3 separate regions of the Mus musculus genome follow, and regions 1 and 2 are each linked to region 3. A link is a loop called in an ENCODE intact Hi-C map of the cell type or tissue named here. Cell type or tissue: left cerebral cortex. All regions are shown on one strand. Links, peaks and the distances in the headings refer to the core of each region. The heading gives the core; the rest is flanking DNA. Region 1 has its middle 36 kb from the start of Gm40306. Region 2 has its middle 120 kb from the start of Gm23896. Region 3 holds the start of 4932441J04Rik (RIKEN cDNA 4932441J04 gene).

Region 1 (11,213 bases), core at 2,130-10,129, 1.1 Mb after region 3:
CTGTGAGGGCAACCTCCTATTTCCTGAGGTTGCCTGATTACATTCTTTCTGCTGACCCTCAGGGATTCAGTCCTATTCCCACACCCAATGACAGATCAGGTTCCCCTCTCCTTCCACTTCTCCCTCCCCACCCCATCCACTTTCCTTCCCAGGTCCCTCCCTCCCTCCCCACTTGTGAATGCTTTCTTCGCTCTCTAAAGTGGGATTGAAGTTTCCTCACTTGGGCACTTCAGCTTGTTGAGCTTTTTGAGTTCTGTGGACTGACTATATCTTGGGAATTCTGTATGTTTTTATTTTGTTTTGTTTTGATTTTTTTCTGGCTAATTTTCACTTATTAGTGAGGACACACCATTCATGTCATTTTGGGTCTGAGTTACCTCACTCAGAGTGATATTTTCTAGTTCCATCCATTGGCCTGCAAAACTCAGGATGCCCTCATTATTAATAGCTGAATAGTATTCCATTGTGTAAATGAACCACATTTTCTGTATTTATTCTTCTGTCCTGGGACATCTAGGTTGTTTCTAGCTTCTGGCCATCACAAACAATACCACCAGGAACGTAGTGAAACATGTTCCCCTGTGGTATTGTGAGGCATCTTTCATGACTCCCCTCTGAAAGACCCAACAAGCAGCTGAAAGAGACAGATGCAGATATTTGCACCTAACGGGACAGAAGCAGCTGTACACCTGTTGTTGAATTAAGGAAGGCTGAAAGAAGCTGAGGAGAAGGGCAATCCTGTAGGAGGACCAGCATTCTCAATTAATCTGGACCCCTGAGATCTCTCAAACACTGGACCACCAAACAGACAGCATACAGCAGCTGATATGAGGCCCCCAACATACATACAGTAGAAGAATTCCGGGTCTGTAATCATTCAGAGATGATGCACCTAACCCCCAAGAGACTGGAGGCCCCAGGGAGTTGAGAGGTCAGGTGAGGTAGGGGGTGGGATCATCCAGGTGGAGACTGGGTGGGGTTGGGAGAAGGTGTGGGATGTGGTGCAGAAGGAGGGTGGTGTGGGGGAGGGGAATTGAATATGGAGTGTAAATAATAAATTAAAAATAAAATTTAAAAAGATATGTAATTTAATGTTCAATATAAACAACAGCAAAGGCAGATCATGTGGTAGCACTTGAGGGATGGTGGTAGGGATAGGATGTAAAATAATGGGAAAATCAGAAAATGTATCTTACATTTTATAGAAATGTGAAACATTAGAACATGAGTTACGGTGGTTGTATTTAATCATTTATGGTTAAACAGAAATGAGCTAGTCTTCTTTCAGAAGAGATGAGAAGTGCAATGTTCAGACCTCATTACAGGCCAGAAGCAGAGAGTAAAAATGAGCTAATTTAGAATGTGCTTCTGGAGTCTGAAAAAAAAAAAACGGAAAAGAACCTCAGGTGATAAGGAGCTGCACAATTCATGCAGAATACTTCTACATGCCGATGAGATCTGAGCAGTGACTATTGCCGTGTGAGTGTGAATTGTCCCTCTGCTCCACAGGGTCAGGTCATTGAGACCTTGCTATTAAGCAATGGCTCTGATTGGTGATGTAGTAAAACTTTGAGGAGGTGGAGCCAAGGCAGAGCATATAGCGCGCTGCTGATGGGCTTCATGAAGTATATCATAGCCACTCTTGTTACAGAAGTCTCTTTCTTGATTCACTGTGCCACGTAACCAGCAGATACACAATGCTATCGCTGCCTATGAGCCTTCTGTTATCCCAGCCTGCCCCCACTCAAATAAACGGCATGCTGTTTGCTTCCTAAATTTGAACCATTTCTAGAGATGTTAACAGAACAATTTTAAGGAATATTGGGAAGTGCATGGCGTTTCTTTTAAGATCAGAATTTATTGGAAGATGGTGGTAAGAAAGTAAATTTAGAGGTTTCTATGTGACATGGTCACCATTTACACTGTGTGTTCTCTTATGCAAAGTTGGACACAGTAAAAAATAACCACAATTGATGGATTTCTAAACTTCACTGAAATGTTTGTTCATTAAATCATTTTGGAAATTATGGCTAGGTACATTCTTGAAGAAATGTATTATAAATATTTATTAAATTATTATTATCCTTTTCAAAGAAAGCATCATTCATCTTCAATAGGGGGTGGAAGCTATAGAAGAGAGGACAAAAACGGAAAAGGGTGGTGATTGAAGGGGGTGATGGGAGAAAAATTTTAAAAAGACTGGGAAGAAAAAAAGTGGGAAAAGGAAGAATAGGTTGTGGGATTAGAAGCAGACACTGAATCTAGGGAGAACATGAGTAGAGTGAGAGGGAGCCTTCCCACAGGTAACTGGATGAGAATTAGAGTGGGCAGTGAGAGAATGGGCCTCATTAACATGCAGCCATAGTCCCGTAAGAAGACTTTTCTGAAGTAAAAATGACAGGCAACGTGTGCCTGAGAAACAAGAGAAACGGTGCACAGCCTGTGTGTCATGCCCAAGACAGGCATTGTGGGGAGTAATCATTCCAGTTGACAGCTCTCCACACTGGCTCTCACTCTGCACTACCAGCCCAGAACAACTTAATTGCCATCCTTTGGTTTGAGGTGTGTCAGAATGACATCGGACTGGGCTAGGGAGTGAAAGGAACCACCCCCACTTGACTGCACCAGGCTTCCACAAATCATGTCTCTGTAATTTATGGAGTGGTTCACAAAGTGAAGAGTTTAATGTTCTTTGAGATCAGGTTTAAAAACTTTACCTGAGATTAAACTTAATACATTCAATGGGGTGAAATTTTAATATGAAGGAATTTTTATGTATCTTTAAATTTAGGTCATTACTACAACCTGCCATCAATTATGCATTATGATACAAAAGACCACCGAGATCTTTGCATTAGTTTATCTTCTTTCCTGGTTAAATTTATATGTTCTACAACTGTGATTAACACAGTCTAATGAATTCAAGATCTTTAAAGAAACATAAATTTAATATAGTATATGTAGTTAAGTATTGGTATTCCTTATGGATATACCATACTTTCTTCAAAGTATCATTATATTTCCAATTGTCACTTGTGAAACAGTTTCTCAGTTGCCTCACAAGCACATTTTTTGTATTAGGTAAATGTTTACATACATGGATACACACACACACACACACACACACACACACACACACACACACACACATCTGTACTTAATATGAAGTAGCACTCCATGCATGACTTAGAAATAAGTATATCACAATTATGGAAGCTGTCTACTTCTTAAATACTGTATTCTTTCTCTTATATCTCTTTACCAAACTTGGCAAAGAGATTACATTTTATGTATTAACGTCAATCAATCTTATAAAATATTCTTTTCTACTCAGCTCAATGCATAATTTCTCTGCCTCGGTAACTAGCTTTTCATTGTGTGGAATATTGTTTATAGTACTTTCCCATTTCTCCTGTGTTTTCTAAAATTCTTTTCATCTTTCAACAATTAAATCTTAGGAGTCCTGATCCTTGAATTTTTACTTATTTCCACACAGAAAACGAGTCTATCTTTAGTCTCTGTTTTAGTCAACAAATTAATTGTATTTATATATTTTTTCATATTTTAAAATAACCTGCAAAACATGTACAGTTCCTGTTGTAGAACATTGTCTTGCAAAAATATCCTATAACTTTAGTTAATTGCATTGACTGAAGAAAAGAGAAAAAAATGTCGCCTTTTTACACCCTTTCAGTATATACAGAGGTGATGATAGCAGCAAGTGGTGAACACAATAATAGCAAACTTACTCATGGTCTTATATCATAAGGACAAGAAAAACTAAGGAGTTGAAAGTAGGTTTCTAATTTATTTGATGTGAGGAAAAAAAGGGATACAAACAGTGTGGTTATAAAACTACCTTCTAAACAATTGAAGCCCTCTTTTCACTTTCAGTTATGTACAGTCTGACAGTTGTCTTGACACTATTTACTTAGGTAAGGTTGTTGAAGAATACTTGCTTTCCATCATAGGGTGAACATGAAAATATCCTGCAGATGTTAGTTGTCCCAGCGCAACCAATGATTCTGTCTGAGGTCATGATATTTAACGCCTCCAGTCAAACTCCAGTTACATTTTCAAGTTGTTTGCATAAAACTAACTTTACAGATTTACTTTAATTTTCTCTGGGCCATCACATGAAACCTCTCAAGTCTAAGAAGTGCCGAAAGGACTCGTTGTTATAAGCAACAGTAGTGTTTGTAAACAGGCTATTGGTACAGGGATGTTATCAGATTTGAACTATTCAGTTCTGTTTTGCCATTAAAAATGTAGCCATGGAAATAAGGTAAATATTTTGATAGTCTAGCAAAATATGTAGGAGACAGTTTCTTTTGTCTTTTAGTTTAAAGTTGGTAGGAAAGCCTTTGACACATGCATCTTGTCTTACTTTTAAGCAATTTTTGAAGGTAAATTCATTATTATTTACTTCATCTCTGGAAAATTCAAAATTTCCTCAGATACTAAAACCCTTTCTGTTTTTTACTGCCTTCCTTTATTTTCTTTTTGAAACTTTTGCTTTTTTAAATTTCCCCATTAATTTATCGGTCATTAAAGCATTTTTAGTAAAAAAAATAAGTTATTCATTAAAATAACTTCCATGTCTATAACTATGACTTTTCTAAAATATGGGTAAATTACATTATGAATTTATATAAGGTAAATAGAATGTTGCAGCAAAGTGAGTGCTTATTTTTCCTAGTCTTGCCACTACCAAGATTGTTTATAAGTTATGGTTTAGATAAAAATTACTCTAAACTGACATAGAAAATAAGTACTATGCAAGAAATAATTGAATTTAACAAAAAATTTCATTTCATGTAATATTTAGAGAGTGTAGTTTGACTGCTAGCATTCGGGTAAAACTTAGTGGAAAAAGTATTTACATAATTTCAAGTAATCACTTCTAGATTAAGAATGCGTTTCAGAAGAAAAAACTTCACTCTTTTATCATATGGGAGTGAAACAGAGACTGCAAATTTAAGTGATTACATTTCATATCATAAGTATGTTTTAACAATGACATCACCTCCCTAGAGATGATACTCTGAGCAACACATGTAATTAGATGTATGAAATTCTTAAAAGGAAACAAAAGTATATGCAAAAAGGGAAGAAAACAAAACTAACTCTTAATCAGTATGAAATCATTACATAATAACCATGTAAATAATATTGAATGAAACAAATTCCCGGAACACTGTGTGTCTATTCCACATTTGCCCTGTCTCTCCATACACATCTATCCATGTGGATTTCTTTACCTCTCTCATTTTTCCTTCTTAATTGTGTGTGTGTATGTATGTATGTGTCAGCCTAGTAAACTATTCTATATCAACAAAACTCAAAGATGTGGCATGTACATTTTAGTTTGGCTTGGGAAATACTTGCTGGGAATACTTGGGAAATACATTATGTGATAACTGATACATTAGAAAATTAATTCTATGTTGAATAATTTCAATGTTTCGATATTTAATTTATTATTTATTTCCATTCTAGTTTGCAATGATTGTGAACTCTATGACAAAAATAAAATGTCGCCCTTCTTTGGTTTTGTAGTGATTACTGGTTACTCACTTGCGCTTAGTTTCCCTTGGATCCAGATGTCTAGAATATTCTTTAATGCCTGTACAGGAGACCACGTTGCCACTTTGAAAACAGTTTATATCTAATATTGTCAGTCCACAAAACTGTTTCTGCCATCATCAGTAAACCAGTTCAACTGAATCAGCACATTGTTATACCTATATGAAATGCTTCTTCCAATCGCCCCCTGCTGTTAATATCAGGGATAACTTTACTTACTTCTTCCTTTCAAATGATCTCTCCTTCCTTCCTTCCTTCCTTCCTTCCTTCCTTCCTTCCTTCCTTCCTTCCTTCCTTCCTTCCTTAAACTACTTTTTAGAGTTTTACAAAGTGTATCTTTATCACATACTTTTCTACTTTAAATTTTTTCCTGCTTTATAAAATATATAGGGTAAGTCATTTGTCTTTATCTCCTTGTTCTTACTGAAAATATTATCCTTAGAGCCTCCAATTGGTTTACAGAATCTCTACTACAATTTTTGTAAAATTGTCTCATCTGTATGAATTTTCCAAACTCAATTTCAGTTTCAGACATCCAGCAATCTCTCAACAATATTAACCAGGATAAAATATGCAACTTTCCAGCTTAATAGATCAGCATACAGCCTGATGCTTAATATACAAATTAGCTTGTCTTCCTGCATTTATTGACTGTATAAATAGAATCTGCATTACTGGAAGTCTGAGGGTTCATGTTCATTCTGTTGTTTTTTAGTCATCAATATTTAATAAATGAGAAATCCTACTAGGATTTCCCAGTCTTCTTCCATGCAGTTTTAATTAATCATTGTACCTAATAATTATGCCTTTAGAATGTCACAAAGGAAAATACATCTTCTATATTAAACTCCTGAATATTAACAGAGACCTAGTTATTTATGGTTTTCGTTAGATTATCATATATTCCTGTCTGATTCAGAAAATTCATTGATATGTTTCTGTGTTCTAGCACTGATAATTATATGTATATATTTTCCAGACTTGTTCAGTCCTCACTTTTTTGTCAGAAACCCTTAAACTACACTATAAACTGCTGTCCATACCATCTTCACTGCATAATTTCTGTAATGTACCTCTTCATTGGACATGTAAAACATATGTAACCTCTTCTTTGATTGCTTCATTTCCTACTTGTGGAAACTGTGACTCTGGAACACAATTTCTTTGTATTATCAGTTCTTTCTACCTTGCTATTCTTTTCCTGAGTGGTTATCTGGTAGATTTCCCTGAACATTCAGTGCAGATGCTGACCTTCAGGGAAATGATAATGGAATTTTCAGTTACTCTTCTGTATCTTCATTTGATTTCAGTTAATATAGTGTGGGTGTAGTAATTATTTTGTATCCACTACTATCAACATGTAGTGTGTGTGTGTGTGTGTGTGTGTGTGTGTGTGTGTGTGTGTTGTGGCTTTAAAATTTCTAGTGCTATTTAAGCTTCTGCTTCATTACTTGCTCCATTTTGCTCAATGTGTGTGTTTGTGTAAATGTATGTATTTATATACTGATTTCTATGGCCAGATATCTGGTCATGGTCTAGAAGATAGCATGGTCAAGAATCACTGGTGTCAATGTTATGTGAAAATTGTTTTCCATCACCTTTGATTAGCTAACAAAAATGCTGATCTGATTGAATAGCTGAGCAGAAGAGAATAGGGCAAGACTTCCTAGCCCAGCCAAAGTGGCCCAGAATGAGAGAGGGATGGAGAAAGAGAGAGGAGAGAGAGACAGAGAGACAAAGAGACAGGAGAGGAGAGGAGAGGAGAGGAGAGGAGAGGAGAGGAGAGGAGAGGAGAGGAGAGGAGAGGAGAGGAGAGGAGAGGAGAGGAGAGGAGAGGAGAGGAGAGGAGAGGAGAGGGGGGAGAGAGAGGAGAGAGAGGGAGAGAGAGGAGAGAGAGAGAGAGAGAGAGAGAGAGAGAGAGAGAGAGAGAGAGAGAGAGAGAGAGAGATTGGCATAAAGATGATGTGAAAGGACCACCAAGAGGATTCTCTATGAAGTCACAAAGAGAGAAGAACAGCCAAAGAGAGAACAGCCATCAGTATGTACATGGACAAGAGTGAACCAGGGCAAGACTAGATTGCAGGTAATAGCCTAGTTGGCTTAGAATAGATCCGTTTAGTGCATGCCCCTTGTTAATAAAAATACCAGATCTCTATGTCATCTATTTTGGAGCTAAAATGGGTTAGAGATGCCATAAAAATACTCTGCCATTATTTGGGAACAAATGGGGCATAAGTAATTACTGCAAAGAAATACTTTTGCACACACAGACAGACACCCCCCAAAAAGGTGTGCATGTGTATTCTTTTTTTTTGTATTCACCAACTTATTGTTCATGGAACCTATTGGACATCCATCCAGCAATTCACTGACATTAGATTTACTTGTAGGTATTCTTCCACTTTCTGATTTTACAGTAGGCTTCCATCAAGCCTTATAAATTACTTGCCATTCTCTTGGTGAATTATTCAGTCATAATAACCAGATGAGAGTTACTGATTTGTTTGAACTGACTGGTATCTTCTGGAGACACACAATGAATTTCAGCACTCAATTATAGTGTGTAGTAATAATATAGTACACATTTATAGAACAAAATTATTATTTAGATTTTGGGTAATAATATTTCTTTGGTCTGATAAAATGTTTTAGACAAGGATCAAAACTGCAGATCAACTTTTGCAAAGTCATATATTATGTAAATTGTCCTTAATCATTTAATTAAGCAAGTTAGTATAGTCTGAGAACAAAGAACCTCATTGTGGGTAATATGTCTATAACAGTAGTAGTTTCCCATCATCATCTTCTTTAAAGATGATGAAACAATGTATAAAGATTGATTCCTTGATTATTCTGTCAAACAATTTAATTTTTTTTAAATTAAGGAGAGGGTGTTATTAAATTATTCCATTCTAAACATATTTTTCAAAAAGATCAAAGGAAAACACTTAATTTTAACATCCGAAAAGTTAAAAGTTGGGATTTTCCTCAAGTCTCATAAGTTTGAGAATTAAAATATACAGCATTGATCATGAGATTTTCAAATCGTTTCATCATATTGCAGAGGACAAAATATGACAAACACAGCCAACCAGGGCAAGAAGGCTAGGCAGGATCTCTGGAAGAACACCTGTACATTGGTGTAAGCCTTTCATTTCAGGAACTGGGAGGTAGAGGCAGATGAATTCTGGATCATCCTTTGCTACATGCTGACTTTAAGGCTAGACTGGGCTATTTGAAACCTGTCTTAAACAGAGAATGTCTATTCAGCTTCTTAGAACACAGTATAGATCAGTGATTGGCAGCTTTTCATCTTAAAAATATTTCTGACCATATTCTGTATATATAATTTTACACATATTTTTTTTCTAAATTTTACTGTATCATGAGCATTTTCAGGGTTTCAAGATCTATTTAATCAAAAGTAAAATAAAATCCCTTCATAACATACTGTTTATACACAAGCATTACAATTCAAATTTTGCCCTGAAATATTTTTGCTAACATACAATGTAATTTTGAAAGCTATGATATTTTGAGAATGTCCAGATGTTTTGGGATATCCAGATTTTTTCATACAAAACACCTTTGTCTGAGTTTTCAAATTTATATTCTCATCCAGATGTTTGGAAAACAAGATCGCTACATTAGTAAGTAAAGAGAGCCCATAGTTAATGATTTAAGCTCTGAATTTTTAATACTGTAAAATAACCTCAACAGTCTAAGTTATAGCAAAATTTGATGCATTAGTATCTTATGAAACTTTTGCCCTGTGAAAGCCAACCTTCTAGAACTTTAGAGTGGAACTGTAGTTGTGTAATAGAACTAATTACAGCCATGTTTGCATTCTAGGAATTCAAGAAATAGAAGTTTATTTTTAAATGCTCTTATTACAAAATGTGTATATTCATTTTCCTGCCATAACTGGTTTATCAGTGAATTAGATTTAGCAAGTTTCCCTTATTCAATATAGTTATTTTAAATCTTTATATTTTTACAAATGTAGGGTTCCAGTTACTGCATAATATATTAATTATTCTACCATTAATTTTTAACCCTTGATAAATGCTAATTTGAAAGACTATCAAATCAGGCACAAACTATGAGTGGCTTTAGTGTTGTTAATTACTTTTTAAAATTATTTCTTTTTTTTTTTTTTTTTCCATTTTTTATTAGGTATTTAGCTCATTTACATTTCCAATGCTATACCAAAAGTCCCCCTTACCCACCCACCCCCACTCCCCTACCCACCCACTCCCCCCCTTTGGCCCTGGCGTTCCCCTGTACCGGGGCACACAAAGTCTGCGTGTCCAATGGGCCTCTCTTTCCAGTGATGGCCGACTAGGCCATCTTTTGATACATATGCAGCTAGAGTCAAGAGCTCAGGGGTACTGGTTAGTTCATAATGTTGTTCCACCTATAGGGTTGAAGATCCCTTTAGCTCCTTGGATACTTTCTCTAGCTCCTCCATTGGGAGCCCTGTGATCCATCCATTAGCTGACTGTGAGCATCCACTTCTGTGTTTGCTAGGCCCCGGCATAGTCTCACAAGAGACAGCTACATCTGGGTCCTTTCGATAAAATCTTGCTAGTATATGCAATGGTGTCAGCGTTTGGATGCTGATTATGGGGTGGATCCCTGGATATGGCAGTCTCTACATGGTCCATCCTTTCATCTCAGCTCCAAACTTTGTTTCTGTAACTCCTTCCATGGGTGTTTTGTTCCCACTTCTAAGGAGGGGCATAGTGTCCACACTTCAGTCTTCATTTTTCTTGAGTTTCATGTGTTTAGGAAATTGTATCTTATATCGTGGGTATCCTAGGTTTTGGGCTAGTATCCACTTATCAGTGAGTACACAGGTGACAGCAGATGCTGGCGAGGATGTGGAGAAAGAGGAACACTCCTCCATTGTTGGTGGGATTGCAGGCTTGTACAACCACTCTGGAAATCAGTCTGGCGGTTCCTCAGAAAATTGGACATAGTACTACCGGAGGATCCAGCAATACCTCTCCTGGGCATATATCCAGAAGAAGCCCCAACTGGTAAGAAGGACACATGCTCCACTATGTTCATAGCAGCCTTATTTATAATAGCCAGAAACTGGAAAGAACCCAGATGCCCCTCAACAGAGGAATGGATACAGAAAATGTGGTACATCTACACAATGGAGTACTACTCAGCTATTAAAAAGAATGAATTTATGAAATTCCTAGCCAAATGGATGGACCTGGAGAGCATCATCCTGAGTGAGGTAACACAATCACAAAGGAACTTAAAATTATTTCTTAACATAACATAAATTCATATATGGCTAATTTCATATAATTGTTCAGGGATATAAACAAGAATTTACATTTTACAGGATAAAGTTTAAAGAAATAAGTGTTCATGATCCAGTATAATGGTAACTTATCAACATTAACAATAAGTAACAGTTGTACAGCTCAGCTCATTTTTCTAGGATTTTAATGTCTATTACCTACTATTACCTAATACCTTTTCAAATTTCAAATATAGTATAAAATTGTAAATTTTCTTGTTTTACATTTTCAAAATAAGAAACTAAATATTAAAATTTATTATGTATTAGAAACCAGTTACAGTTGACACCAAACCCTGTGACTGGA
Region 2 (11,213 bases), core at 1,253-9,252, 1.1 Mb before region 3:
GTTATATTACCAATTCGGATAAGCATAAAATATATGAAATGTGTTAGCTCTCTGGGGGTGTTTGTATCACACAGTACTCCATAAACAGGATAATGATGACTAAGAAGTGACAGAAACTCTTGCAATATTTTTGTTCTAAATATATGTGTGGATTTTCCACTGTATTTTGAAGAATATATTACATTGTCTCTGAAAGTACCCAAGACATGTAAGCATTGCTGATTTTAACTTTGCTTATCAAACACTGCTTTTGTTACCTTTTATTTATTACCCTTGTATCTATCCATTACTATCTTTCCTATGTGCTATATCTTTAATTATTCAGTTTACCACAGTGATTCTCAACACATCTCTCTTCTTTAGAAAGATGTTTTTATTTTTACAGAGGAAATTGAGATTATGAACTTATACACAATAAAAAAAAAATGAGTGCCCCAATTACTGTGCTCACTTAATTTTTTCCTGTAAATCATCACTGTTAGTTCAGTAGAAATAAAATTATTTGGCTGCATTGAGGAGCCACAAAAATTGCCTGGTTGTTTTGCAGTGCTCTTTGTGCTCTAAAGACTGTCAATAACTGACCATTTTATATAGTGGGGTGAGAAACCAGAAGGGGCTTTTGTGTGCTTTTTCTGGCTAGTTACTGTCTATGTAGCAAGAGTCAGGTATCTTTTAGTGATTTCTATCTTCTGTGATATCATTAACAGAGCAATCTCAATTTCTGAGCCTGATTCAAATAATTGTTATTTAGTTTTCTAAGGGTTAATTATTCAGTTACATTGATTATAGAATAAATGGTACTTTACTGATACATATATAAATGCAATTAATCAGTTTCACATTTTTATGTGGCATTTGTATTGGTATGTAGTATCTACTATTTTATTATTGATGCATATAGAAAATTTTGAAATTAGGAATTTTGGCCTATTATAATGTAACATTGTTTAATGTAGCAAATACAGTTCCAATTATTTTTCTCTTTTAAAACAGCCCTGTTAGATTTTATCTCCATCAAAATAAATGCTTTCATCCCATGTCTTGTGCTTCGCATAATGAGCTCTGAGTAAAGTTCCCTGGTCAAATGACATCATTTCAAGTGGATGAAATGAGATTCTAATTTTAGGCATAGTAGAACTGGTATAGTGACCTTGAAACCACAATGCACTTCCCATTGACTTATTTTATCACCTGAAAATTGGATACAGTAGGTTCCTTCTCACTCTTGGTGGTACCAAAATGTAGTTACCATGCTAGTTTAAAATGCCTACAGTCATAAGGATTTCTGCTCCAAAACAGTGAGTGTGTAAACAATCAAACCCTATACCGTGCCTGCAAACCTTAACATCATCCGTATGCAACTTTTCATCAAGGCATTGTGTCTCAGATTAACTCCAGTCTACCTGAACTTTAAAAGCCTATTTAATAGATTTTGCTTCATTTTAAATTTCCTAAAATGAAACATGCCTTTATGATAAGATTGGCAAACCCTAGAGAAATTATTTTATTAAATATAATAATTATAGATACCTTTTAAGGAGTTAGAAATAAGTTAAAATTGCTTGAATCAAATTGGAAGCACTTAATTTAGAGAAAATATGGGATAAATAATTTACTTCTACCTTACAAGACATATTGTGGGAAACTTTTACCTTTAAATGTGTTAACCAGTAGTAAACACACTCTTATCAGTTCCTTTGAAGTAATAGCTTTGCCCTGGTTTACTCCTAACATAATGTAAAATGTAACACATTTTATATGTTCTATACACATCATATAATTTTCTCTCTGATTTCTACAATTGTCATTTATTTTCTAGGTAAACATATGATCCCAAGTCAGGTAACAAAATTTGTAGATGATGGGTATATGTGTTTTGTCTCTTGTCTGCAGACATACTTCTCTCGGATGTGTTATCGAGTTCATTGCACACAATGAATAGTTTAATCAGAGATCCTTTTGTACCTCTTTCTTTGTTCATATTCTCTATGTTTAGAGTGAAATGTATGTAGATTTTATGGGCCTATACCTTATTAATAACTTTGCACATGGGAATCATTAGATTCAATTTAGAAACCATTTCATGATATTGCCATTATGTATGAGCACTTGTTCTGTCACACTAAAGACAACTGAATGCATTTCTTTAACCCTTTCAACTTAGATACTTACAATGACTATATTTTACTTTAGTTAATTTTACTTATGCAACAAAATCCAATCCAGCTTAAATATCCTCCAGCTTAATAATACTCTAAGCAACCTGAAAACACATATTAAAGAAAGAAGAAAGGTTTGGAAATTGTTCCTTGAATAATTATAGTATATAACATAATTTTAACATTTAATCTTAAGATATAAGTGCTAGGGAATTCAGGCTATGGGATACTTTATAAAATCATAGAAAACTAGATATTTCAAATTCATGCCTGCTTCTGTCTGTTCTTCTGTTATAAACTTTGTGTTACTGTCTCTGTGAATCATTACTTTTTACCTATACTTCTGTACATACTTATGATCTTGATTATAAATGTACCCAGCAACAATGCTTTTCCTTCTACATTTCATCCTGTAGTATTATCATTTACCTAAATTAGACAAAGAAACAGAGAAACAGGTCATTATTGGCTAATAAGGATTTTTGAGTTCGGGGGTTTAAAATAGGTAATTTTATGACAAATTCTAATGCACAAATGAGAGTTTTCAAGACATCATTATTTAAGAGCCAAGGAATTTAGAAGAACTGCTTCAGTATACATAAGTAGCTGAACTGCATGCACAACCCCAAAGGGAGTTATAGAATCTTGAGAATTCATTTAAAATTAGGTTACTTTTAAACTGATATTCAAAAGTAGGACATCATAACAATACTACCTGTAGTCACTGAGAGCCACCTTTGTTTATAGATATATATATCTTAGAAAGCTACCATTCTCATTTTAGAAACTGAACTAGAGTTTTTTAACTCTAAAAAAGTCAAAAAATATATTTGATAAGAGTTACTTATACTAACCAATGATAGGTGGCATCAAATGCTACACGTATTGACTTATACCAGTTTATCAGGATATACATACGTATACCTGATGTATACATGAGAAGTTCACTATATCTAAAGGTTCATGTAGAATACAAAGGCATATGTATATGTATCTATAATCTCTCTACTTATTATGTATATATATACTGAATTATTACATATAATTTCATACTAATACTTAAAATATTGTTTTCCATTATTGAAAATAGATTTTTTTCCTCACATATATATCTTGATTAAAATTTCTTCACCCTTTGGCTCCTTCTAGTTCCCCTGTACCTTACATCAAAATCTAGATCCTTTCAGTTGCTCATTAGAAAACAAAAAGCCTTTCAAAATATAAAAAATAAATTAATAAAATAAAACAATACTAACACATCTAAGTGGACAAAAAACACAGGAGCACAACAAAAGCACAAGAAACAGCCACATTCATATTCACTCTTAGGGATCTAATAGAAACACTGCATTAGAAAACATGTTACAAAGAGAAACAAAAACAAAAACAAAAACAAAACAAATATATATATATATATATATATATATACTACAATATATCTTATTATTAATATATATCAGGTTATTTAGTATCTGATGTGACTTGCTTTGTTTCTGAGTTATATGGTCAACTTTGGTGACAGCTCCTTGAGATACTAAGAAGGAATATTATTTTGTGTTTATAGGTTCAGCGTTACTCTTTAGGTTGGTTTTTCTGCATGAGCAAGAATAAAATTTGGAGAAGACTGTAATGTCATCATTATGTAATTGTAATCTCGGAAGCTTACTGCCTCTGTTTCCTAACTTAGTCCTAGTCCCAGAAGCTTCTAGCCTCCACACAATCTAATTTAGGCCCAGAGTATTCTCAGCATCTGAGTCTTACTGCTAAGTAAACTCATCATTTCTACTTCACTCTGACCACTGGCTGGCTGGTTCAAACACTGCTCTTCTGGCTCAAACTGTACAAGCTGACTGATTCAATCTGTATTCTCACAGTTTCTCACTGAATTGCTCTTTTTTGCCTCAAACTAACTCTGGCAATTTTCTCTAATCCTCTGGTTCCTCCTTATTTTCTGGCTTCAGGTTAACTATATGAACTCATGAATGAACTCAACTCAACTGCATTGCACTCAGTGCACAGGCTGCCAACTGACTTAACTGCACCAAAGGACATTGATTAAACTCAACCTACTGCCCTCTGTCTCTCTTCTCTCTGTCTCTTTCTGTCTCTCTCTCTCTGACTCTCTCCCTCTCTTTCTCCCTCTGTCTCTCCCTCTTTCCCTGAACTGATCTTACATAGCTTCACTTTCCTGTCTATCCTCTTAAGATTTGGGTACCTTCTATCTCTGACTCATTATGCCAAATCTTTCCCATATTTTTTAATTTTTCTTCTCCTCAATTAGACTTTCAAATATGGATATTTCCTTCAGTAAACTAATCTTAAAGACATTGTTTGGGATTAATAGTATATAGTAAACACATGCCTATATTCTAGCCTGATTAGCCATGTTGCTGTATTAATATTCCTCTATATTGGTACTCAAAAAATGTTATTTTTGTAGTATTATCCCAGTAGATATCCATGACCCTAATTTCTAGGTTAAGTCTCACCAAGCCCTCACTGCTAGAAAATAAACTTTTAATACCAATTAACCACATAATGTAAAGTATTTGGTTGCCAGAGTTCTGTAAAGCTAATTAGTTTGCATAGAGTAGCTTCAGTTAAAATAGAACAGGCATCTGTTTAGACTGACTTTCTTTGAAATTGACACAGTATTAGAAAAAATCTTGAATTATTAAATACATATTTGACTTTACCATGTTTGATATCAGGCATAAAAAGACTGAGAGTCCTAGTTACTCTTATTTTCCAGTAGCTTAATTAAAGTACAGACAACAACAAACACTGTGTAGTATATGAAAGAAAGCTTAATTATTCCACATTTATCTTTAGCTGACAAATGGTAAATGTAATGAAATCTTAGGAGACTTGTAGCATGGACAGTAGTAGGCTTATAAATAAATAATTACTTTTGAATAATATTATTGAAAAAAATTCTAAAGCATTAAGTTGAGACCTTAGTGATTTTGAGATTTGCTGAGTAGTCATTGTGGCAACAATATTACATCACTTGCATCATGTAAAATAACATGTTTTAATAGGTATGTATATCAAACCCTGTTTCCAGTCATCTATAATTCATCTCTGGAGTGGAACACAGGTATCCTGTATGAAAGTACAAATATTCTGTTTTGTCTCATTGATTCATGCCAAAATTCCTGAAATTAATGAACAACACAAAACCTCTAAGAGTTCTGTTGCAAAGATTTGCACTTATATTTGTTAAAAGCTAATGTTTATTATTTCAAACTTCGCATTTATGAATATATAAGCCTTTTATATTTCATTTTTCTGTGTATTTAACCTCTTCATATTTTATATAGACTTAATTTATACAACCAAAAGAGGGCAGTGCTTCATCAACTATTCTTTTACCATTTTACTTAATATTTATTTTCAGGACACTAAAAATCTATTGAGTACAAATTTTGATTTCAGGAGTAAAATTGTATTCAATATTAACAACTCTCAAATAAATATTTTAATTTTTTGAGCTCTTAATCATGGTAGTGTTCTGTTTAAAAAAAGAATATAAATAGTGACATAGAAATTTCAAATTGGGTAATGTTCTGAGTAGATATCATAAAAATTCTCCAGCATGTTTTCAATCTGTATTTGATTCTCTATTCATCTCTCTTAAAGGAATTTTTAGACTCATGAGACCATCTTGCTATTAACAGAGGATCATTACTTAATTTTAAAGAACTTGAGCCCTGTGTCTGTGCTTTTATGTATCTCAAGATGAGACTCAGTTGTAAAACTGCTTATTAATTTATTATATTTTGTTATGTTTGTAGCAAAAATATGATGCATGAATTTAATTACTATACTATCAATGTAAGGAAATACAATTTTATCTTTAAAGATAGCAGTACTGACATATCATTTTATTTTGGTTGTGGAATAACCATTAATTTTTCTTTTGAAATATTGCACAAACATCAAATTTTCTGTAATAATAATCTATTTTAATATAGTATAACATCTATGTAATATGTTTTAGATCACAAATAATTTTGGTGTTATTATTTTCAATTTATTTTATAATATTTACTTCTCCTATGACAGCATCCTAGTCTCTTGTATTATTATTCCTTTAGATGGAGAATCCACAATTATTGTATATATTTCAAATTACCTTTTAACTGAAATTCAAGAGTCTTCTTAGTTTGTGTGAACTTTAAATAGCTTAATTTCTAAGACCTTTGAGTTCCCTGATCACAGCATGTTTATGATTAATTTTATATTCGTATTTGTTATTTGGGATTCTGTAAGACTTTGTCCTCTCAGAATCTTAATATTGCAACTCATAGATTTCCTCCCCAAATTTCTTAATGTCATCATTTGGAATTTTTACTATCAAGAAAGACAGGATTCTTACTTGTGTCAGACTCTTCTTTGGAGTCTAACAAAAGCTCAACAACCAAACGCAGATGTTGTAACAATGTAGAGAAGTTTCTCCCTTTTCACACTGTAAGATCTTGGTACCATCTTCATACTATACACTAATTCTTTCAAGTCTTTTTACATTCTAGTACAATCACTCCTGCCATTGCAGAAATTCAATTCAATTGCATAAGTTTTGAGTTTGTATTGTATCTTTAACTCTATGCTTTCTGCTTTTGTTTGCCATAAAATTCCCTCTTGGAAATGGCTGGCAGAAACATGTCGTGCATAAAAGGAGAAGAGTCATTAATGTAGCAAATGGTGAAGACAGAAGTCACCACCATCAACCTCTTTTTGTTGCTTATCTTTACTTTTACAAAATCAAAGCCCCTTGGCTAACAATGGACAATTTGGAAAGAAAATTAAAGCAGAATCTAAGAGCCCCTTGCTGATGGTGTCTATTTCTTAACTTCATTTCTTAAGTTCATCTATAACTTGAGTCATTTTTAATCATAAAGTTGTGGTGAAGACTGCCAAACCATACTGAATAAAACTGTATTTCATCACAAAATATGCCCTAAAGGTAGAGTAGTAGCAGTCAAAATAAGCTTATAGAGACATCTCAATTACAAACAGAGACAGTTTGGGTTGATATTATGAGAGAAATATTCTTCTTAGTCTGTATTAATTCATATTAAACGTGTAATGCAGGAACTTGCAACATTTGGTAGTTTAGAATATGAAGGAAAATAAATAATCACACACTTCAGCTATCAAACACAGACACTATTGCATATGACAGCAAGATTTTGCTGAAAGGACCCTGTTATAGCTGTCTCATATGAGGCTATGCCAGTGCCTGGAAAATACAGAAGTGGATGCTCACAGTCAGCTAATGGATGGATCACAGGGCTCCCAATGGAGAAGCTAGAGAAAGCACCCAAGGATCTGAAGGGGTCTGCAACCCTATAGGTGGAACAACATTATGAACTAACAGTACCCCTAGAGCTCATGTCTCTAGCTGCATATGTAGCAGAAGATGGCCTAGTTGGCCATCATTGGGAAGAGAGACCCCTTGGTCTAGCAAACTTTATATGCCCCAGTTAAAGGGAAACACCAGGGACAAGAAGTGGGAGTGAGTGTGTAGGGGAGCAAGGCAGGGAAGTGTATAGGGGACTTTTGGGATAGCATTTGAAATGTAAGTGGAGAAAATATCTAATAAAAGAGATATTAAGGAAAAAATATTCACACATATACATATGGATAGACATATGGGCACACTGCCAAACAGACATACAGAAACACACACACATGCATGTGCATGTGCACAAACATACACCACAAGAAAAAACTGAGTTGTGATTAATAGACATCAAATCTGGTTAACACTGTTGGTAGTTTTCTGCCCTTAGAAAATCATCATTATTTTTTTAATTATTTATTTACATTCCATAGGTTGCTCCACTTCCTGGTCACCTATCCAAGAGTGATTAACCCCAACCACCTAAACTTTGCTCACCCATAGTTGGATCCCAAGTTGGGTCAGTCAATGGATTCCCTGTACTTCAGTCTGCCCCATTTTTCTCCTAGCATTTCTTTTAGATGGTAAGAATTCTGGGTCAAAATCTTTAAGGTAGGTTGTTGACCACATCCCTCCAGAGAGGGTCCTGTCTATCTATTAGAAGTAATCTACTAGAAGATTATACCAGAAGTATCTACTAGAAGGTTCCTTCTCTCCATTGTTGGGACTCTTGGCTAAGGTAATTCCCTATTGAGTGCTGGGAACATCTCACATCCCACATCTTTTGGACATTTGTGAGGTTCCCTCTGACTCTCCATGCCCTGGAAATGCATTTTCCCATCCATTCCCCTGGCCTTCTGGGTTTCTCTCCTGTCTTTCCCCATACCCACTCCTGCTATCCTTTTCCCCTCCCTCATCTCCTACCCAAGTTCTTCTCTCCCTCTGCCTCCAATTATTTTGTTTTCTCTTCTCAATAGTATTGCAGCATTCTCTCTTGGGTCTTCTTCCTTGTTAAATTTCTTATGCTTTGTGGGTTGTATCATGGGTACTCTGTAATTTTGGCTAATATCCACTCCGTGTACATAAGAACTTAAGAAGTTGGACTCAAGAAGGACCTAGGGGGGAAAGTGGAGGGGGCAGGAGACGGATAGGAGAACCTGATATAGTATTGGAAAGAAAGGACTGAAGCCTTGAGGGCAAGCAGAAAGAGGGAAACAGGCAATTTAGAGGAGGTTGGGGGTACCCTGCAGAATGCAGCAGAGAAGTAGGAGGTGAGAGACACTCAGGATTCAAAGGGAGGAACCCTAAATGAAATACCTGACAATAGGGAGAGAGAACTTATAGAGCCCACCTCCAGCAGGAAGACAGGGCATCAAATAAAGGAGAGGGTTCTCATCGCACAGTCAAAACTCTGACCCAAAGTTATTCCTGTCTGAAAGAACTACAGGGATAGAAACGGAGAGGAGCCTGAAAAGAAGGTCCAGCAACAGGCCCAAAGTGGGATCCAGCTCAAGGGGAGGTCCCAAGGCGTGACTCTATTACTGAGGCCATGGAGTGCTCACAAAAGTACCTAGCATGACTGCCCTCATGAAAGACACAACAAACAGCTTAGAGAGTCAGATGCAGATATTTGCACCCAAACAAATGGACAGAAGCTGCTGACCCCTGTGGTTGAATTTGGGAAAGGCTGAAAGAAACTGAGAAAGAGGGTGACCATGTGGGAGGACCAGCAGTCTCAATTAATCTGGACTCCTGAGATCTCTAAAACACTGAACCATTAAACAGGCAACATACATGAGCTAATGTGAGACACCCTACACATATACAGCAGTGAAATGCTGGGTCTGTTGTTATTCAGAGATAATGCACCTAACCCTCAAGAAACTGGGGTCCCCAGGGAGTATAGAGGTCAGGTATAGTGGAGGGTAGGGGCTAGATATATCCTCATGGAGACAGGGTGTGGGGTGGAGGTATGGGATGTGGAACAGTTGGAGGGTGGGCCTGGAGGTGGGGATAAAATCTGGAGTGTAAAAAATAACAAAATAAATAAATTAAATAAATTTTAAAAGAAAAGAATTAATAGCAAAAGCTAAAAAGAAAAAAAAAACTGAAAAAAAAAGAAAAAAGAAGTTAGACTCAAGAAAAACTCAAATAATCCTATTTAAAAATGGGGTGCAGATTTTTCCCAATCTGCTGGTTGTTGTTTTGTCCTATTGACAGTGTCCTTTACCTTACAAAAGCTTTGAAATTTTATGAGGTCTCTCTCATCTGTCAATTCATGATCTTAGAGCATAAGTGATTGTTGTTCTGTTTAGTAACTTTTCCCCCTTGCCCATGTATTCAAGGCTCTTCTTCACTTTCTCTTCTATTATTTCAGTATAACTGGTTTTTTTGTGGATGTCCTTGATCCACTTGGACTTGAGCTTTGTACAGGGAGGTAAGCTGTCTCTTGTGAGACTATGCCGGGGCCTAGCAAACACAGAAGTGGATGCTCACAGTCAGCTAATGGATGGATCACAGGGCTCCCAATGGAGGAGCTAGAGAAAGTAGCCAAGGAGCTAAAGGGATCTGCAACCCTATAGGTGGAACAACATTATGAACTAACCAGTACCCCGGAGCTCTTGACTCTAGCTGCATATGTATCAAAAGATGGCCTAGTCGGCCATCACTGGAAAGAGAGGCCCATTGGACTTGCAAACTTTATATGCCCCAGTACAGGGGAACGCCAGGGCCAAAAAGGGGGAGTGGGTGGGTAGGGGAGTGGGGGTGGGTGGGTATGGGGGACTTTTGGTATAGCATTGGAAATGTAAATGAGCTAAATATCTAATAAAAAATGGAAAAAAAATTAAAAAAGAATGAGTTAATTTGCATTCTTCTACATGTTGACCTCCAGTTGAAACGGCACCATTTGTTAAAAATGCTGTATTTTTTCCACTGGATGGTTTTAGCTCCTTTGTCAAAGAACAAGTAACCAAAGGTGCTTGGGTTCATTTGGGGGTCTTCAGTTCTATTCCATTGAACTACCTGTCTGTCTCTGTACCAGTTCCATGCAGTTCATATCACAATTGCTCTGTAGTAGAGTTTGAGTTCAGGGATGGTAATTCCTCTAGAAGTTCTTTTATTGTTGAGAATAGTTTTTGCTATACTACTTTTTTTTTTATTCCAAATGAATTTGCACATTGCTCTTTCTAACTATTTGAAGAATTGATTTAAAATTTTAATGGAAATTACATTGAATCTGTAGATTGCTTTCAACAAGATGGCCATTTTTACTATATTGATCCTGCCAATCTGTGAGCATGGGGGATCTTTCCATCTTCTGAGATCTTCTTTGATTTCTTTATTCAGAGACTTGAAGTTCTTTCATATCAATCTTTCACTTCCTTAGTTAGACTCACACCAAGGTATTTTATATTATTTGTGACAATTGTGATGGGTGTCATTTCCCTAATTTCTTTTCAGCCTGTTTATTCTATGTGTAAACGAAAGCTACTGATTTGTTTGATTTTATATCCAACAACTTTACTAAAGTTGTTTATCAGGTTTAGGTGTTCTCTAGTGGAATACTTGGGGTCACTTAAGTATACTATCATATCATCTGCAAATAGTTATATTTTGACTTCTTCCTTTCCAATTTGTATCCCTTT
Region 3 (11,213 bases), core at 1,653-9,652:
TAAGGAGGGAGAATCATGAGTCCCAGGCCAGCTTGGACTATACAAGGAGACTCTGCCTCCAGCCCTTCCCCTTTCCCCTAAATTGTACTACAATTACTAATTACAATTGCTTCAGTCACTATTATACGATTCGTAATGCTTGTCAACCTGTAAAAAAAAAAAAAAAAAAAAAAAAAAAAAAAAAAGATCTTCTTATGGATAAAAAGTAGAACAAAGGCCTTAAAGAGGTTCTCATTCTGAGAATAAAGGGAAACCAAAGAATTCATCCTAATGCTACTCCTGTAGACCGCTCACAAAGATGAAACACATGTAGCAAAGAAACCACTAGTGGGGTTTTTCATAACTATTGATCATGTGTCACCTCTGGAAACTACACTCCTAACACTGAAGGGTTCCTTCCAAACATTTAAAGTTAAATGTGTTGCCTTTAAAAGAAAAAAGAACAAATGAGACATTTGCTTTTATCTGGGAAGCAGGTCTATTTTTAAAAAGCTGTAACCAAAACTGTAGCCCAAAGAACTCTGAGCACAACCGCTTAGAATTTGTTGTTTTTATAACAGAATTTTCCTAGAAAAATAAAAGCCCACAAGATTAATTAAATAAGGTTATATACAGGAGAACAATGGTCTGAGGGTCCACATATGGGTAAAGCTCTATACACTAATTATGTTAGTCTTCCATCACCATGGGAGTTGTTTACGATAAACCAGTGCAAAGTTTTCAAATCTAAAAGATCAACACTGAATCCCCTGGTCCAAGCCATTTAGTAGGTATAATGCCTCTACATCTTTAAGTTCTTAGATTTCAACATCCTCTCCTATCCAATGTAATAAACAATGTTCATAATCTAATAACTTCGAAAACTGCTATCTGATAATCTTCGAAGATTAAATGTTAACCATATGGAGTGTGTTAAGACTGGTGCCTGGCACAAAAATGAACCACAATATGCTAACACTTTTTGTTATTAAATCTAGTACTGTTGTTCAACATCCATGAAATGAACAAATAGAACACTCAAGTTCCAGGAGTCTATTGCTCAGCAATAACACTTTCCGAAATGCATTGTCTGTATAACTAGCCTAGGTCTCACCCTAGTGTTAAAGGGTCAGGGACTTGGACCAGGTCCAGGCAGGCAATGTTTTGGCTCCCATAATCCCAATTGACAGATGGTACTCAGTTGGCAGAAGGACTAGTCTAGAGGGTCCAAAATGGCCTGTCTCCTCTTCTAGCTGACTTAATGGATATGGGAAGAAGGTGGACACGTCCCTAATTAAGGGGAAGGGATACATGAGAGTTGAATTTTGGGGAGTATATTTTATTGTGAGGGACAAAAAGTGAACTTAAAACTCTGTAGCTATAGATTCCCAAGTGTTATCAGCTTGAAGTAGACCTTTATGTGTTCCAGGTTTCCTAAGCCCTTTTAACATCATGTGAAGCCACCTCAGCATAGTGCTGGTGCTCAGAAGGTAATTTGGCTTGGTAATATGGTGTCTCTGTATTCCAGAAAGAATGGTCTTCTGGGGGCATTAGCACACTGTAACTTCTACTGTTTTCCATTGGTAAAAACCAGTCTTCCTTTGTTAAAGGGGAGGGAGCAGAGAATGGACAGAGGAGGCAGGGGCATGGCTATCTGTACACATCACAGGTGTCCTGTATGTTTTCTGTATAATGGTGACTGCAGGAATTGGGGGTGGGGTTGGTTATTCAAGACAGGGTTTCTCTGTATACCCCTGGGTATAGACAAGGCTGACCTAGAACTCACAGAGATCCAACTGCCTCTGTCCCTGAGTGCTGGGATTAAAGACAAGGGCTTGCCTGATTTGCAGGATTTATTTTATATTTAAAACACATGTTTTCAAAAACTGGGATTTTCATTGTTTATCTGCTACCTTCCTAAACAATTACAAGAGAGAGAGAGAGAGAGAGAGAGAGAGAGAGAGAGAGAATCTTTCCTAGTAAGTATTGTCAAAGAGAATATTTTTCTTTTAGCTTCTTAGGTTTGATTTTTGATGGTGTAAAAGGAACTGACCAAAGGCAGATTAGCAGAAAATACAAAACAAATTTAATTTCCAACATATGCACAGGGTTTGACAGAGAAACCCTAGGAGTTAGCTGGCAGCAGGTGGGGCTTCTATACCATCTTAATAGGGCGTGTGGGAGGGCACAATTGTACTTCTGGAAGAGCAAAAGACAGGGTAATAAATGGAAGAGACAATAGTTTTATGACAGTACCTGAGCATCTTATCCAGGTCCTAATACTGCCGACTTTTCCACTTCTTCCATGAGACTTACCTAAGGGGGAGAGGTGCATGAGAGTTGAATTATTTGGGGTCTATTTTATTGTGAGGAACAAAGAGTGCACTTAAAACTCTGCAGCTGTGGATTCCCAAGTGTCATCAGCTGGAAGTAGATTTTTTTCTTTTTTTTTTTTTAATCTTTTTTTTAATTAGGTATTTTCCTCGTTTACATTTCCAATGCTATCCTAAAAGTCCCCCATACCCACCCCCCCCAATCCTAGATCTTTATGCTTCCCATGTTTCCTTAGCCATTTTAACATCAAAAGGAATCTCTCTCTCTCTCTCTCTCTCTCTCTCTCTCTCTCTCTCTCTCTCTCTCTCTCTCTCTCCCCTTTCCTTCCTCCCTTCCTCCCTCCCTCCCTGCCTCCCCCTCCTCCTCCCCCTCTCCTCCCCCCTCCCCCTTCCTCTCCCTCTTCCTCCAGAATTTTGCATGTCTTTGTCCGCTTTCTGAGTCTGGACCTTAAACGTTGATTCTGCTCTGACCCTCTTTTCGAGAACATAGCATAACACATCCAATGGCACTACACATTCTATGCCTCTATAGTTTCTAAGCTCACAAATTTGGTGCTGGGGAAATTCTTAAAAGCTGGTACATTATGGGCTCAATGCCACTTAACCATGAACAAAAGCAAGTGTGGATCCACAATAGTACAGCTTAACACATTCAATCCATATATATTGCTTTCTCAACTCTACCATTTGCAGAATCCTTTAAAAAGTGACCTAAAAAGCAGGTGGCATTTTAAACACCCTTTAAACCATAGGTGTGACAAGGAGGAGCCTGGATTGGAAGGAATTTTAGTTCTTAATCTCTTGTAACTGGAATTCTTACACTTAAAAGTATCAAAGTACTTGACTACGAAGCACCCCTCCCCAGTGCTGCTTGAAAATCTTGAGGATGCTGGTGTAAATGAGAACTGCTCTAAGTTCCAACAGTATCACAAGCTTGGGAGTAATTCAGGATGGATGGAACAAGGTTCATGACGACTAAGGAGAATATTTTGGGGAAGTGAAAGGAACACTGGCTTATAGAACTTTGAAAATCATGATTTTATAGGAAAAAATAAACTGGAAATGAGAGTGCTACCTAAAGTTAAAAGATACCTTTTCAAGTTCACTGTATTTTGCCCTCATCTCTGGTATTTTAAAGAAGGTTAGGAACAATGCTTTTTCTTTGTTGGATGAAAAGACAAGCTTTATAGCATGGGAAAGGCAGAGGTGGGTTCGACTTTTTGCCCTGCAAGTAGAGGGATATGATAAAGCTATATCTAACATCTGGAGGAAGAAGCCGAGAAACCTTCAGGAAAAGAAAAAGGAACCTAAATTCAGTGCTGAATTTGGGTGCACATTGATGACCAAAGAAACTATTACTAACCAAATCCGTTATTAACCATTGCTATCACTTACTTATAGAAAAAAATAAAAACCTAATGTTTTCTTAAATAATCAAACTGAATTCCCACATTTGCATCTTATAAGGCTGTGTGACAGTTATAACACTATTATAGGCAGAGTTTCTGCTTTTTTTCCCCAGTCAGTTGGAGACAATACTAAGAATTTGCTACACACACAAAACAGGAAATCAACGACAGAACCACAAATATAAAGACTTCTCTTTATACTCATATCCCACTGTCATCTGGCAATACTTTATTAAAAGCCTTGTTCAGGGTGTTAAACTCTTTAACGTTTCCAAATAAGAGAAATAGCTAACAATGCCCATGTAAAAAGCTATCAGGTGTGTGTGTCAACACTTTTATGAAAAAGTTATCTTGCAAATAGAACTGTATGTCTACCCATCACCGAATAGTATAACTGAGGTTTTATATGGTTCCTCAGATGAAACCTGTGGTGTCAATCTTCATAAAATCTTTTTAATCCACTTTATTTGGAAGGAGTCTTTAGATGAGAACTGAAACAAGCAGCTAAAATATAGTGCTGGTTTCCAAAGAGCATGCCTGTCTGAAACTCATTGATGATCCCTGGATATTGGTTCTAGTGAGATTAGTAAACAGCTTTTCTTACAGAGAGGTAAGCTATTTAGTTCAGCCAGCCACTCAATTCCCCTTCCACTCAAGTGGCTCAAAGCTAGCAAAGAGATTCATCCTGCCTGCAGGGGTCCCAGAACTGGTAGCTTAACTTAAGACTAGAGCGCAAGTCAGTGAACAGTCTCAATGATAATCGTTGGAAATTTCATGATTGCTAAAGTAACCAATTATTGTTTTAAACAATTCTGACCCAAACAATGTGGGAAATTAATATAAGGAATGGAGTTAGCATTTTAGAGCTAATTCATAGTTTTCAGTGGTTTCTTGTTCAAGCATGGTCATTTGTTTTAATGCAACCTTTACTTGGGTTATTTTAATGAGATCCTCCTCCCCTCAGATCATATATATATATATATATATATATATATATATATATATTACATATATATAGTTTATTTATATATTATATAGTTTATTTATATATGTTTTATATATATATTTTTTTTCATCAGTGTTAATTGCTTACAGTTATGTCTGAAGTATCCTGCATCTATAATGAAGAGATAGCACATGTCTCCAGTTCATCCTGCAGGCTGCACTGGCACATTCAAATTTGCCATAGTGACTGACAAGTAATAGCTTCAAGTGATGCTCAGTAGAATGCACTGCTTTTAAACTGCCAAAAGTCTTTCCCCAAACGCTTGCCTACATTTGGCAAAGTCCCTTTGGCTTTCCAAATTCAGATTGTTGAGAATGTGTGAAAAAAATTATAAATTTGAAATGTCCCATAAATTGTTGTAAATAAGGCACAATGTCTCTCTCAGTGTAATTAGTTGGACCTTTTTTAATGTGACGCATAAGTTGGAAACCTGTGTAGATCGAATATTTTTGGCAAATTAAAACGGTATAAATGGAAAAACAACCAACCATAAATCTTTGCCAATTTTAAAGTAGAAATCTTTTCTATCAAGTTTCTTAAATTATTTTAAAAACAGTCTAATGATGGATACTTCGCTCCTTCTTAGAATGGGGAACAAAACACCCATGGAAGGAGTTACAGAGACAAAGTTCAGAGCTGAGACAGAAGGAAAGACCACACAGACACTGCCCCACCCTGAGTTCCATCCCATATTCCACCAAACCCAGACACTATTGCATATACCAGAAAGATTTTGCTGACAGGACCCTGACATAGCTCTCTCTTGTGAGGATATGCCAATGCCTGGCAAATACAGAAGTGGATGCTCACAGTCATCTATTGGATGAAACACAGAGCCCCCAATGAAGGAGCTAGAGAAAGTACCCAAGGAGATAAAGAGGTCTGCAATCCTATAGGGGGAACAACAATATAAACTAACCAGTACCCCCCAGAGCTGTGCCTCTAGTTGCATATGTAGCGGAGGATGGCCTAGTCGGTCATCAATGGGAGGAGAGGCACTTGGTATTGCGAAGATCATATGCCCCAGTACAGGGGAATGCCAGGGCCAGGAAGCGGGAGTGGGTGGGTTGGGGAGCAGGGTAGGGGAGAGTATAGGGGGCTTGGGGGATAGCATTTGAAATGTAAATGAAGAAAATATCTAATAAAATGCCTTAATTAAAAACATTCTAATGAAATATAAAAATCACATAGTTTACAAATTAATGTTTATATAACTAAATTTTATCTGCAAGGATATATTTTTTTTAACCTTTGAAAACATGGTATCACACTGGCCTTGTGTCTGTGTTTTACAGTTAGCCAATAGGCTGTAAGAATCAGTTTTGTGCAGCATCTAACTTGTTTTCTTTTACTTCTGTAATGTATAGCTTACATACAAGATTTAAATAGCAGAGAAGATGTTATTTCTTGGCTAGAGACCAATTAAGTAACCACTGATGGAAGCAGTTGCTACCTGCCTAAAAGGAAGTCTGTGGTTTCCTTATTTAAACTGCTGAGTTTTAATGTCCATCAAAAGGCTGTTATCACAATGAATTATTCAACCATTTCAGTCTCCCACACTTTAGTACTACAACCATGGATTTCAAGCTGAAAAAAAAATGTAGCCAAAAGTCTCTACCCAAGAACTCGAATCGTTTTTTTCTGATTGTTTGTTTGTTGCTTTTGTTTTTGGTACTAGACATTTACAGATTGTTATGTCTGCTGTTTAAAAGTATATGCTTAATGGGTAAGTGTTTATAAATACTGAGAAAGAAGACTGACATATTAAATTTACCAAAAGTAGCTAGGACAATCGCTGATGACGTAGGAACAGCCCGCAGCACCTGGAAGAGGGCCTGGAAGAAAACCTTTCCTTAAAGATGAAAGGTCACTGCGTTTGGAGATGTCGGGTGTCATTTCCACTGTTTGTCCCTTGGTGGAGTTCTTGAGTCACTTTCTCTCTTTCCCGTGTACTTAGTGCTTTATATTTCTCTCCAGGACTGGCTAGCATGTTTACTGTATTTAACCTTTTTCTCGCATTCTTGTGAATAATAGAGCGTCTATTATAAATGAAAGACTCCCGACCCTGAAACCCTGCCGCTGGCACTTGCTTCTTAGCCTTACTGAAAACTTTGTTGTCCTTACTTTTTTTTGCCAGTCTTCATTTTTAAAAGGCTTAAGCCACTTAAGGGACCCCCAAATACTATCCCTGCCACCCTGCTCTGTCACCAACGTTCTTAACTGAAAAAGTACTTGAACTGTTAAGTTTGGAGGACGGTGTTTGGCAAAGAAAAGCACTCCGATTTTTCTTTGACATATATTAGCATGGGATATCTGGATTTTAATTAATTTCATTTTTATGTCTGCTTTATTTTACATGTATGCTTATCACGGGGCATTTCCTTTTAAATAACAAAGAAAAGATCGTAAACGTTTCAATCTTCCCTAAAACATTTTGCTCCCTCCAAATGATGACGTCCTGTTACTGATGAAGGCAGTCTTTAGAACACTACTCCTTTTCGGTTTTGTCTGCCAGAGAAGCCGCGGCGGCGGCAGAAGCAACTGCAACCTCTTTAATTTCTTGCAGCCGGTTACACTTTTTGATCCCATTTCCTCGTGAACCTTGCCTCTCAGGTTGAGACGATAAAAGCAGCCTCGGGTGTGAGAGACCGGGTGGGGTCTGTGGGTGGGAGCGAATCCGGATATCACATTCCCCTGGTGAGGTCTGCTACTGGGAGGATTAAGTCCCTGGGTTCCATTTAATGAAATTGCTGAGCACTTGTGACACTAGCTCTAAGACTGCGGAAATGGGGCGGGGGGGGGGGGGGGACGGGACTACTGCTCGCCTTCATTCACCCTGCACACGGGCTGGAGGCTACAGCAGTGGTGTGAGCGCCCAGACAGGGGGCGGAAGAGGATTGGGAGCAACGGCCGCCGCAAGGGCGCTAGGAGGGTGTCACCCCCTTTACCTCCCTTTACCCCACTTTACCCCCCTTTACCCTCTTCCCGCCCATTCCATTCTCGTCCACAGGAACCGCTGGGGGAGGGGGAGGCGGCAAAGGAGCTGCCACTTCTCTGGCGGAAAGGTCGGAGCTGGCGACTGGTGGGGGAGGGAGCAGAGCAAGGTTTCCCGGCCCAACAGCAGCCTGGCCGCGCTGCTATCCATGCAACACACGTCGGACCCATTTCCCACGCTGGCTTGGCTCCGCGGCAGAGTCGGTGGGGATAAGTGGGGAGGGCGAGAGGAGGTTACCTCCCTCTCTCAGAGGAAACCACTACAGTGTGAAGGACGCGCTGCACCCCTGTCCCCTAATCGTCGTGGGGAGGAAATATATGCAAACTCTAGGCAAGAGTAGACCACGCAGTCCCTCCCTCCACCCTTGTCAAGAGCGGCGGGAAAATGCTTGAAGAGGCAGAGGAGGGTTATTCAAGTTTATGGTCTGACAAGGGAAGAGGGAGTGCATAATGTCTTTCTGCCCACACGATTGCTTGAAGTTTGCAAAATTCTAGTAAGGCGATGAGGGGAGTGAGTGCCACACTACCACGCATCGGAATGCACAGCGCAAAGCCTCGCAGTGGAGGTGACGTCCCCCTTCCCATTCCAGTCTGGATCGGGAGAAAGCTGGCATTCAGATAAACCTCTATTCTTCCAAATGTGAGGGGGACATCGCGTTACTGCCACTTCGTCGGCCGCTGAGGCGCTGCGGCGCCAGCCCCCTCCTTCAGACTGCGGCGGTGCGCACTGAGCCTGCGCGCCAGGCTTTTCTCGCTGATGCTGCAGATACAGAGCTGAGAGCTCTGGTGGCGGCGGCCGGAGGGTTACGGGGAAGGCCGTTCTCGCCGAGGAGGAGGAGCCACCCCTCCCGGAAAGATGCTGCTTTATGGGACAGGGAAATATTCGTTAGCTCCTGGCACATACTACTCACGGTTCCGTCCTCCGCGCTTCCACCCCCGCCCCTCCTGGGAGAGCTTTTGGAAACCACTGTCGCTCCCCCGCCCCCAAACACACTCCTCGCCGCGCTCCTCCAAACAACCGCGCGCTTCCTTTGCTCCTAGACTTTATTGGTGTTTGACTTATTTAAGTCATTCTGCCTCCTCTGGTCTCAGAGTAAAATTGATTCCGTGAGCATTAGATCGGGCATGCAAATTCGTCTTTAAAGGAACCCTTAAATTCCTAGCAACATTCTCCGAGATAGTAAGGACCCGACACAAACTCCACCTACTACCTTCGTCTTTTCTTAATCTTTCGGTAGAGGGTCTTTATTTTGACAGTGTGAAATACATGAGAAGTGGGCTTCGGTTCGAAATACACCACCAGCCCTGAGATCTGACTTGGCAGACTGCGGTGGTCATGAGTGAGAACCGGGGAAGCCTCACGCCCGGGAATGGCAGGGAGGATCACGAGGCACAAAGTCAAAAGGAGAGAAAAGAGGTTAAGCATACTCGGTACACAAAGTTGCCATTAAAGTTTATTTCCCTTATATCCAGATAGGTGACGCTACACTTTGCCGGTTACTAAAAGCTGCAGGCTCTGCTTAGAAAATAATACCCAGGCTTCTAGCATGTGTTTTATTCCCCAGGCGCGTGCACACACGGTCTATCCCCAGTGAGAGCCGGATGACAGGAATTCCAAGCATTTAAACAAAGGCAGGCATTCTCCCCTCCCCAACCCAGACCTCCAAAGTCTGGGCTCCAAAAAAGGATCCTCTCTGGCTCTCGTTGGAGTTTGATGCTCTCTCTTCACTACTGCAGCCCGTCACGGTTTGGCAGAACACAAGCTTGGCTTTCGGAACTCAGACATCGACCTCAGCCTACCAGTAGCAATTCACTAACCCAGATGCTAAATTGCGAAACGAAGACACGTTGCGGGTGGGAGTTGGGGCGGGAGGGGGGCATCGTCTGAGGGTAGACGTGGGAGGAAGGTATACTAACACCCTCACTTCAGCTCTTACCCACGCAGCCGGGTTTAGTCTACCAGCCCTAGAGGGGGAAAAAGAATCACCCCACCCCCACCCAAACTGCCTAAGGAGACTAGACTTTGGCTTATCGGGGCTGAGATTGGGCAGTTCTCAGTCGGCCCCACGAAGCGAAGCCTGGCTTCGGTGAGCGCCGCGGCTGGCTAGTCCTTCCTCCCGCCTCCCTTCCCTGGGCCCTCCTCCCTGGTTCTCTGCAACTGTGTAGTTTCGGATACCGCCGCCGCCGCTGCAGCGTCGGAGTCAAGTCTGACTCCGGAGCCCGCGGGCTTTCCGCAACAACCACCAGTTTATGCAAACTTGCGGGTTTCCGGCTAGTGGGTAGCGAGAGTAGGAGCTTCCCCGGAGCGATTCGGTGTCTCGGAACAGCCACAGCCAGAGAGGCGGCGGGAGCGCGCGCACCAGACTCTGCTAGACGCGAAAGCGGACGAGACAACTGCGGAATTCACCCGCCGCGCCAGGGCACTTCCGAGACAACAGCCGACTGGCACTTTTTCTCCCTTTGGCAAACTAGATTTTTTTTTTTTAAGCTACTTGGCAGCTCTGTTTGACTCCACCTCCCCCTCCACCCCCGCCCCAGTGGCTTTGGCTTTTCTTTGGAAATCCGGACAGAATTGGGCATCTTTGTTAATTGCCGTTAGGAGTGCCCGGTCGTGAGCTTTCACCGGGCCAGTGTCGCGCGGATGCACGGAGCCAGGCTTGCTCACCTTTGAACTGCAAAGGGATCAAGTTCAGCTCGAGTTCCCCGCATTGAGACTGGAAGAAGCTGAGAGACTGTGCTGGAGAGAGTGAGAGAGGGGGGGAAAGGGGAAAGGAGAGGAGGGAGGAGAGAGAAGAGGAGGGAGGAGAGAAAGAGAAGGAGGGAGGGAGGGGAGGGATCGAGAGAGAGCGGGGAGAGAGAGAGAGGCTGCAATCTCCTCCCTGAATCGCGCACAGCGCTGCAGATCCCACTGCTCCAACACGCGGGCCGAATGCAGGTGAGGGAAGGCACGGACTCTGCGGCTGAGAATCCAAACTTGGGCACCGCGCGGTGCGCACGGTTCGGCTCTCGCCCCCGCGGGCGAATGGTTGCTGCGGTTTCAGGCGGCGGCTTCGTGACTAATGACCTTGCGCAGAGTTGTTAAGAAAAAAAGAGAAACCGGAGCTCTTCGGGGTGAGAAGCGACCGACTCTGGGCGTCTCTGAAGATGGCTCGGGCTGCTCTTTGGCGCGCCGGGAGCACCCGGTCGCGGACCGAGCTGTGACGCGAGGCGTCTTTTCGCTGCACCTTGCCCGAAGCGACCTGCCGTGGAATTTTTCATTCAAGATATGTTGAGTGGCTTCCCGGCTGCTTAAGAGGAGTCAGAGTTAAGACTGGCTTGTTGCTCGCCCCAGAGCCTGAAGCAGGAAGCGGTTCAGGTTTGTCTGGACCTCGGGAGCCTAAACAGAGCCTGGGTCTAGAGTGAGTAGCTGGAACGTGAATTGGACTTAACTCGAGTAGCAGTAAGGACTAACGCTGCTGTCAGGCGGGGAAGGCTGCAGGTTTGTTCTAGTCC

The links. A loop is a pair of places that touch in the nucleus more often than their neighbours do. Peaks named below come from ENCODE experiments on the same cell type or tissue, not always from the same donor. Only the 100,000 strongest peaks of a DNase experiment are listed, where the experiment ranks them.
Region 1: it touches region 3 in a loop (7-fold over the local background); 7 of 42 quality-filtered maps call a loop at or near these places.
Region 2: a loop joins it to region 3, with 10 times the contacts of the local background. A loop is called at or near these places in 2 of 42 quality-filtered maps.

The regions. Positions count from the first base shown.
Region 1 is chr5:58,820,402-58,831,614 of GRCm38, forward strand. No RefSeq gene overlaps it. Among named protein-coding and RNA genes, the nearest start is that of Gm40306, 36 kb to the left of the region's middle. In left cerebral cortex, for the core only: a CTCF peak has its summit at 5,758 (motif pointing left); no DNase peak of the experiment used is centred there.
Region 2 is chr5:56,612,388-56,623,600 of GRCm38, forward strand. No RefSeq gene overlaps it. Among named protein-coding and RNA genes, the nearest start is that of Gm23896, 120 kb to the right of the region's middle. In left cerebral cortex, for the core only: a CTCF peak has its summit at 5,524 (motif pointing right); no DNase peak of the experiment used is centred there.
Region 3 is chr5:57,707,460-57,718,672 of GRCm38, forward strand. It overlaps 4932441J04Rik (RIKEN cDNA 4932441J04 gene), which reads right to left and starts at 10,460. Exons shown (of 5, transcript NR_015588.2): 1 at 10,387-10,460; 2 at 2,236-2,295. It overlaps Pcdh7 (protocadherin 7), which reads left to right and starts at 10,622. Exons shown (of 3, transcript NM_001122758.2): 1 at 10,622-11,213. In left cerebral cortex, for the core only: CTCF peaks have their summits at 6,640, 7,294, 7,589 and 9,206; DNase peaks (open chromatin) are centred at 6,654, 7,339, 7,912, 8,402 and 1 more place; H3K4me3 peaks cover 2,954 bases; H3K27ac peaks cover 2,902 bases.